2 separate regions of the Homo sapiens genome follow, and region 1 is linked to region 2. Evidence: chromatin contacts called from ENCODE Hi-C data. All regions are on one chromosome and are shown on one strand. The core of a region is the stretch at or near the end of the contact, and the rest is flanking DNA. Distances in the headings are between cores, read along the strand shown.

The links. Hi-C counts contacts between places; a loop is a spot of excess contacts on that map. Pooled maps may share reads with other maps.
Region 1: a loop to region 2 is called in a map of Panc1, with 6 times the contacts of the local background. The contact joins two enhancer-like sites. A Hi-C loop is called at or near these places in 1 of 168 maps with a recorded cell type or tissue (Panc1), 3 of 37 single-sample maps with no recorded cell type and 9 of 50 pooled maps.

The regions. Positions count from the first base shown.
Region 1 is chrX:136,691,899-136,695,943 of GRCh38, forward strand. The region is part of intron 9 of ARHGEF6 (Rac/Cdc42 guanine nucleotide exchange factor 6); the gene reads right to left. Among named protein-coding and RNA genes, the nearest start is that of CD40LG, 46 kb to the left of the region's middle. RefSeq lists an enhancer at 2,883-2,982. Within about 2 kb of position 2,638, at least 4 of the 41 ENCODE cell types and tissues checked have a DNase peak (open chromatin) inside an H3K27ac peak, as active enhancers do.
Region 2 is chrX:136,226,362-136,230,239 of GRCh38, forward strand. MAP7D3 (MAP7 domain containing 3) reads right to left here. Exons shown (of 19, transcript NM_024597.4): 11 at 2,262-2,397; 12 at 923-1,070. Among named protein-coding and RNA genes, the nearest start is that of MAP7D3, 23 kb to the right of the region's middle. Within about 2 kb of position 2,255, at least 2 of the 41 ENCODE cell types and tissues checked have a DNase peak (open chromatin) inside an H3K27ac peak, as active enhancers do.

The DNA of each region.
Region 1 (4,045 bases), core at 1,388-3,887, 470 kb after region 2:
GGAAACCCCTAGTGCAAAGTGACCTACTTATTCTCCCTAGAACACGTCTTATGCCATGGTTCCCAACTGTGGTGTGCTGCTATAAGGTGTGAAGTGTGTTCAAAAAACTTGCTATCAGTAATAAAGTACTAGGAGGCTGGAAACAGAGCGGATTGCAGGTTATCCCTGCAATCCCCACCCACACTCTCCCTTCGTGGGCTTTTCTGAGCAGGAGAGAAAAGATGGAGTTTCAGCTAATGCAACAGCAGCCTTGAGTCATGCAGTATGGCACATATGTTGGGCTGGGAATGGCTGCCTTAATGGAGTCTAGATCACATATGAGAGGTCATATCTAGCAATTGCTGCTAATCCTTTTATAAAACTTTTACAAAATTATAGAGACAGGGTTTTGCCATTTTGCCCAGGCTGGTGTCGAACTCCTGGGCTCAAGCAATCCTCCCACCTCGGCCTCCCAAAGTGCTGGGACTACAGGCATGAACCACCGCACCCAGCCTGCTGCTAATCCTTTTATCAGTTTTCGTAGTCTTGTTCCAGAAGTAGCCAAAGGGAGGGAAATGTCCTAGACTTGGAGTCATAAAAGAGAGTTGGCAACCCTGGATGAGTTGCCTGAGCCTCAACTGACTCATGCTTATAAGAGAGATAAAACCTACTTCCTAATAAAATTGCAAAGATTAAATATTGGGGGTTTTAATGCTACTATTTCATGCTAAGAATTGTACATGCATTCATTCTTGTTTAATGACAACAACATTTCAACATAGGTGTTCTCCCCATTTTACAGATGAGAAAACTGAGAGGAAGGGTGATAGTAAGTGGCTACAGTGGGATTCATACTCAGGTCTGAAGCCAAAGCCTCAGGTCTTTTTAGGATGCCATACTGGCTCTCTGCAGGACAGGATTTTGTAAACTTTAAAGTAGTCAGTGGATGCATTATTATTATTATTATCCCAAGACAAATACCTTGCTAAAATCACATCTTTAAAAACTACCAGTACCTGTGGTTTCCAACTTAATGGAAATTCAATTGATGTTCAATTGCCAACCAAGAGCATAAAGTGCATAAAGAGGTTTAAAAATTCATTGCATATAAAATATAATTAGGGAAATAACTCGGGTTTGGAGTGCATTTGAGTAGAAATGTAATTTGGAGAAAATCATTTTCCTAATTTCTTTTCAATTTAGTAAACAAGTTTTATTTTTTCTTTCAGTGACTAAATGACTGCCCGCATCCTCAACATTTTACTCTAATTGATGCAAGAGTGAAAGCAATTAAAAGCAAATGCTAATGTGTACCTTATTATTACCTTCCATGCAGCATTCTAACTTCTAGGCTTGCTAAACATCATAAAACAATTTAAATTTATTTCAGTACAACATGAGATCACTATCTTGGATTAAAACACTGGTTCTTCAGAAAAGATAATTTTACTAGGGCAACAAAAGAACAAAATTGTCCTAAAATGCCTTTTATCTATGATAAATAGATCCTAAAAGACACATTTTATTTAGCCAAATAAACATAATACACAAATTAGTATCATTATACACAAATATAATACATAAATATATATTGTTATACCAAAGAACAATCTGTCTTTTAAATGTAGAATTTTATACAGCCCATTTGAAATAGCAGTGGATTAAGACTTGCTTTTCAAGCTTAAAATGTTCTGTATATGTGACATGATACAATAGAAGCAGTTCTCAGTGTATAAATGCTGTTTAAAACAACATACATTTATTTCATAGAATGCATGGTGGATGGGGCTCTGGGATATTCTGGGTTGGACTGGAAAGCTGAAGAAAGCTATGTATACTATAATAACACTACAGAGCTTAGCCATCTCATATAGAAGTGCTTCTGTGGCATCTTTGTATAGGTTTCTAATTTGAATGATCATAACTCTACCTAGCAGAAGGTCAGAGATTCCTCCTCTCCACCTCAATTACTACCCCACCAGCCCTTCGGGGGAAATCACTGTGGTCCAAAAGGGGTGGTGAGGCAAGAGGAGCTGGCTGCCACAGCCTCTGGCCAGTGGAAAATTTCAAGAGTGCCACTCACACTGGGTAGAGTGGTTCCCTTTCTTCTCTTTTTCATTTATCCAGCCCCAGATATTAGGTGGTGTGCTTCTTTTGCTTCTTTTTTTGTCCCCACTCCTTTTTTTTTTTTTTTTGAGACAGTCTTGCTCTGTTGCCCAGGCTGAAGTGCAGTGGTGCGATCTTGGCTCACTGCAACCTCCACCTTCAGGGTTCAAGCGATTCTCTTGCCTCAGCCTCCTGGGTAGCCGGGACTACAGACGCACACCACCACATCCGGCTAATTTTTGTGCTTTTAGTAGAGATGGGGTTTCACTATATTGGCCAGGCTGGCCTGGAACTCCTGACCTCCAGTGATCCACCTGCCTCGGCCACCCAAAGTGCTGGGATTACAGGCGTGAGCCACCGCGCCCGGCCTTGTCCCTACCACTTTTTGTTTGTGATCAGTCTTACTTGCTCCCTTCTCTGGCCCTTCAAAGACAGAAAAGAACAGAACCTAGGCTCAGAATTTTTTACGTGCTCCCTGCCCCCAGAGCAAGTACACAACTTTTTGGGGGGTTTCTCAAAGTCTTCATTGCTGGCAACCATGGTAAACAAAGAGTGGAGAGAACTAACAAGAGCAAAAGCACAGCACAGCAGAGACGGAAGTGAGGTCCGGATCTGTCTTAGCACCAACTCCTCTTCTCTCTGATCTCTCATTTAACCCTCTCCCTCGTGAAAAAGGATGAATGCCACACTGAAGCAAGCACAGGAGAGAAGAGGGTATTTTTGTAAAAGAGAGGTTATTCCCAGGAAGAAACAGGAGCTACCATAGCAAGCTAGCAGGGGAGAGGGAGGGGAAATCCCGAAATACCTCACCCAGGGGACAACAAAAGACTAGAGCGGCCATTCAAATATATGCAAATATGGGGACACATCAAGGTTGGGGTCTGATTACATATCCAAATTCAGGCCATACACGACTGCATTTTTAACAAGACAGCTGCATGCAATCATACAATTTTAAGGCTGGATCCCTTCTCAGGGCCAATTGTTATAAGCATTCCTGGTATGGTATTGCCACCTAAAGGCCGAAAGGAAGAAGTTCACCTGAACATCACAGCTTCAGCAAGGAAAGAACAGAAATCCACCAATGTCCCTATTTCAGCTGAAATCTTCATCTAAAAAATGTTTAATGTGAATTTTCTGTGAATTTCATTTCACTGTGCTTTGCCTTTAATAGGTCAGCATAAATTGCCACTAGATGCATGTAAAATAGTTGAGATTATATTAAAAGCACATGTGAGAAAAACCTCAAGTATTTTAATTTTCATCCCTTTTACCTGTAAATAAACCAGTAAGATAAAAATTTAGTTCTATGAGGACTCCAGTGAGTCTTCCATCATTTCAAGGGATATTATAAAATTCTCAAAAACACCGTTAACTAAAATTAAACAGGGCATTATACTTCACCAAAAACTTGAGAATCTTTTAAATCAACTGTGTAACAAACATCAAACCATAATGTTTGAGGGAAGCTTTACTTAATTATAAAATTAAATTCCCAACATAGGTAAATGTAGTCAGTAACATTTTAACACATAGAGTTACAATGGAAACTTCTCTAAACACCACAGAAAGTCTGCCACTTGAGGTAAACCATTTCTTTCCAGTATTCATCCAGAATATTGTTTTCATATCAAAAGGAGAACATGTGCTCATTTTACTGGTGTTAAGGAATTTGCCCTTATATTCACAGGACATTTATGAATTCATCAAAGGAAAAAAGTCTGTGAATCATTTTTTCTTTATTGTAGATATGTAGAAAAGTATGAAAACATTCCTGGAAATGACAAAAACAAATTTAGGACTGTGGTTCACTCTGGTGAGGGAGAGAAGAGCAGGAAATATTGAAGGGGATACACAGAACTTGAATTGCATCTATAATTTGTTTCTTAAGCTGAATAGTGGGTACGTGGATGTACTTTATATTATCTCTGTTCTTTGTATGCTTGAAATATTTTATACT
Region 2 (3,878 bases), core at 1,005-3,504:
AGGCACCCTCCTGAGAAATGCAAGCATAAACAATCATATATAAAACATATGACCAATGCTGGTGAATAATACACTAAAAACTGGAAATATAAATTGGGCTATGGTAATAATTCAAACTGAGTATAGTCTGAGCTCAGTTTGGGCATTTATTTACCCAGTGACTTGACTTTAGATAGATGAGACATTCTTCAGTTAATGATTTTAAACTTGTAGAAGTATGTATGGTTTATCTTATCTGTTACAGGGGTGTAAGGTCCAGTTGATGGAGTTGTATATGGTACCACAGAATGCAAGATGGGGGAAACCAATGTAGGATGTGGAATCTGTTAAAGCAATTTGGATTTCAAATTAAGGACTACTAATCTACAATTTGCTGTTTTCTGCTTATTTCACTAGGAAAACATTCTATGGTTTTCTGAGGGTGGCTGACAATGACCTGCAGTGGTACTGGGTAATAGAGACTGTAACATAAAAATGCAGCCAGAGGTTGGGCGCAGTGGCTTACACCTGTAATCCTAGCACTTTGGGAAGCTGAGGCGGGCGGATCACCTGAGGTCAGGAGTTCAAGACCAGCCTGGCCAACATGGTAAAACCCCATCTCTACCAAAAATACAAAACTGAGCTGAGCGTGGTGTCAGATGCCTGTAATCCCAGCTACTTGGGAGGCTGAGGCAGGAGAATGGCTTGAACCTGGGAGGCAGAGGTTGCAGTGAGCCAAGATTGTGCCATTGCACTCCAGCCTGGCTGAGAAGAGTGAAACTCCATCTCAAAATTAATAAATAAATAAATAAAATAAAAAATAAAATGCAGCCAGAGAATCTGCTCATGTCTTCTTTCTCAGAGACAGAGATTTTTGCTCTGGGTTCCATCTGAACTTTATAATCTGGTTCTCATCCCCTGATAAAGTGTCAAGTCAGCAAACCTGCAGTGGTGCTTCCTGGTCTTCCTGATCCAGCCATCCTTTCTTCTTTTTAGTCTCATTTTGTTGCTGCCCATCTTTGAGTTTCAAGTGGTCTTCTGCTTGGCCTCCAACTGCTTCCTTTGCCATGTCTTTTGATTTCTTAATGACCCTGAGAGTATTTAAATAATTGTTAGTATTTATCTTGATTGCTATCATACTCAGCTTGCACTAGTGAGTTTTTATAGTGAAACTTCCTGTGTATAGTAATATAATTTATATCCACACCAGAGTCACTACATCTTCTGTGTTGTTACTATATAGGAATTACACAATTCCACCCCTTTTTAAAGAGAAAAACTAGCCCTCGGGAGCAGAAAAATATTTCAATCAAGTAATAGATTACTTTGCTTGTTAAAAAACACACATACGTGAGAGGAACTCATTCCTTAACTGTCTTTGAGACATGACATCCCCTAAAAGGCCTTCTTTACACGTGCTCACACCCAATCTCTCGTGGGGGTAACAGAGATAATTTAGAGGAGAGTCTGGTGGTTCCCTAGTATTCAGCACTTTCAAATGCTAAATCAGCTCTGTTTATATGAAGCGATGAATAATATTCTTCAAGTTAGAGGTTTTTTTTGTAATTCATAATATTCCCTTCTTTTTCCCAAGCCCATATAAGCATATGGAAAATGTGTGATTATTTCAAATAACACTAAATACTTAAAAGCAAATTCAGTACTGTTGTTATTCCCTGCAGCCAGTGGACAGAGGTTTACATTATAAGGCCCGACATAAAATAGTCCTCAAGATGGAGGAACAAGAAACCTTTGCTAGAATTTGAATGCACACAACTGTACATGAGATTTGCTGCCCACAAAGGAAATCCTTCTAGCAATGACTCACTGGCCTGATGAGACACAGGTGTCACAAAGATCACAGAAAAAGTAAAACATGAGTAAGTATAATTTTCAGGTTTAAAAATCCTGATGTTACAAGTCTTTTAAATAAAGGGCTGACACTAGTGAACACGAACTGATCTGTTCTTATATACCACTCTGGTGCTGAGAGATCAAATCCTGAATGTGAGTTTGGTCTCTGTGCATCCTCCTAGCACACCTTAATGGCACATGATGTATGGAGGCTAAAAAGGACTGTGCCATTTATCCACATACCAGGGTCCTTAGCCATTTACAAGGGCTTGAAATGCTTCCTATGCAGGCAATGAGGCACTTCTGATCCTCACTGAAGAAAGTCAATTGTTCTTTGAGAATTTATAACTTGAGGGTAAAATTTTGACTTTCAAAAATTTGGGCCCCACTCAAGATTTATAGTATAGGAAGGAAGACTTTGTGCTGACCTTTGCTGCATTTCTTCCCGTTGTCTTTCTTCTTCCTCTTTTTCTCTTTGTTCACGAGCAAGGCGGCGCAATTCTGTCAAAATTTTTGTTGCCGCCTCGGCATTCATAATACCTGCAGTACTCTTATTACCAGACTCTAGTTTAAATAAATATGTGCAACAGTTAAGAGAGCTAATCAACTCTCACTCCAACAAAGAAGTGCAACACAATCCAAAACATTAAAATATATATATATGTGCGTAGTCCAAAATTTATAAATCACAAGCAAACTATAGGTGATTATCTAACAGATTTTGTTCAAACTGCACCCCCAACAACAGCAGAAGCATTTTGTTTCTTTTTAACACCTACTTGTTCCAAAATGAAATAATGTACTTCTACTTTCGTTTTAGTGGTTTTGAGATAACTGAATCAACTGACCCCATGGGAAAAGAGTAAGAAATACTGAATATAGAGGAAGACAAGCTTATGCTCGGTCCAAACAAAGGGTACAAATATCTTAAATACTCAAACAAATATGTATCTGGTATACATTTGAGATCTGTGCATCATTTTTACTATATGATTACTATTTAGCTAAACCTTGATAATAGTGTATACATTTGGTTGATCATAGAGTAGCTAACTGTAGATAACAAAACCAAGACTATCAGTAAAATAAGGTGAGTACACAGAGGCATATGATGATATTTTGGTCTATATAACTACTAATTTATTTTAAATAAATCATATGAAAATGAGAAGACATATCAGGAATGAATAATCTGTAATTAAAAGATTGTTTCTGTTACAAAAAATTCACTGTGGAATTCCGTAAAAGAGCAAAATTCCCCAGTGTGTTTTTGAAATTAAGTAATGTCCATGGGTATTAAGAATGCACGTAACAGGCAAAATAGCAATATGGCACTTTCAGGAATACTACACAAATCAAGGGACACCACATTATGGCCTATATATAAAAACGAACCTAAATCTTAGGAAAAACCTGCTCATCCACGAGTGGATGTGCTCTCTCCAAGAACCATCACTATCAGAGCTAGAAGGGATCTCAGGAATCACCTAGACCAAACCTCTCATCCGACCTGTGCTTTTTTTTGATATGGGGTCTCGCTCTCTCATCCAGACTAGAGTGTAAAGGCACTATCACGGCTCACTGCAGCCTCCACCTCCTGGTCTCAGGCAATCCTCCTACCTCAGCCTCCCTACTAGCTGGGACTACAGATGTGTACCACCTTAAGCTAGGTGGTTATGGTATAATATGGCTTACTCTTATCCTCAACCCCCTAACCGAATATATAGCCTACCCTTTCCACATCGGGCTAATTTTTTTTTTTGTGTGTGTATATATATATATATATATATATATATATATTTTTTTTTTTTTTGTAGAAACAGGGGTCTCTCTCCTATGTTGCCTGGGCTGGTCTCAAACTCCTTGGCTCAAGCAATCCTCTCACCTCAGCCTCCCAAAGTGCTGGGATTATAGGCGTGAGCTACCATGCTTGGCCAGACCTATGCTTTTAAAAGCAGTTCCAAAAATGGATTTTTCAAAACAAAGGGGTGAGAAGAAAGCTTTGGCAAGGACAAACAAACAGAGAAGATACATTCCAATGTACC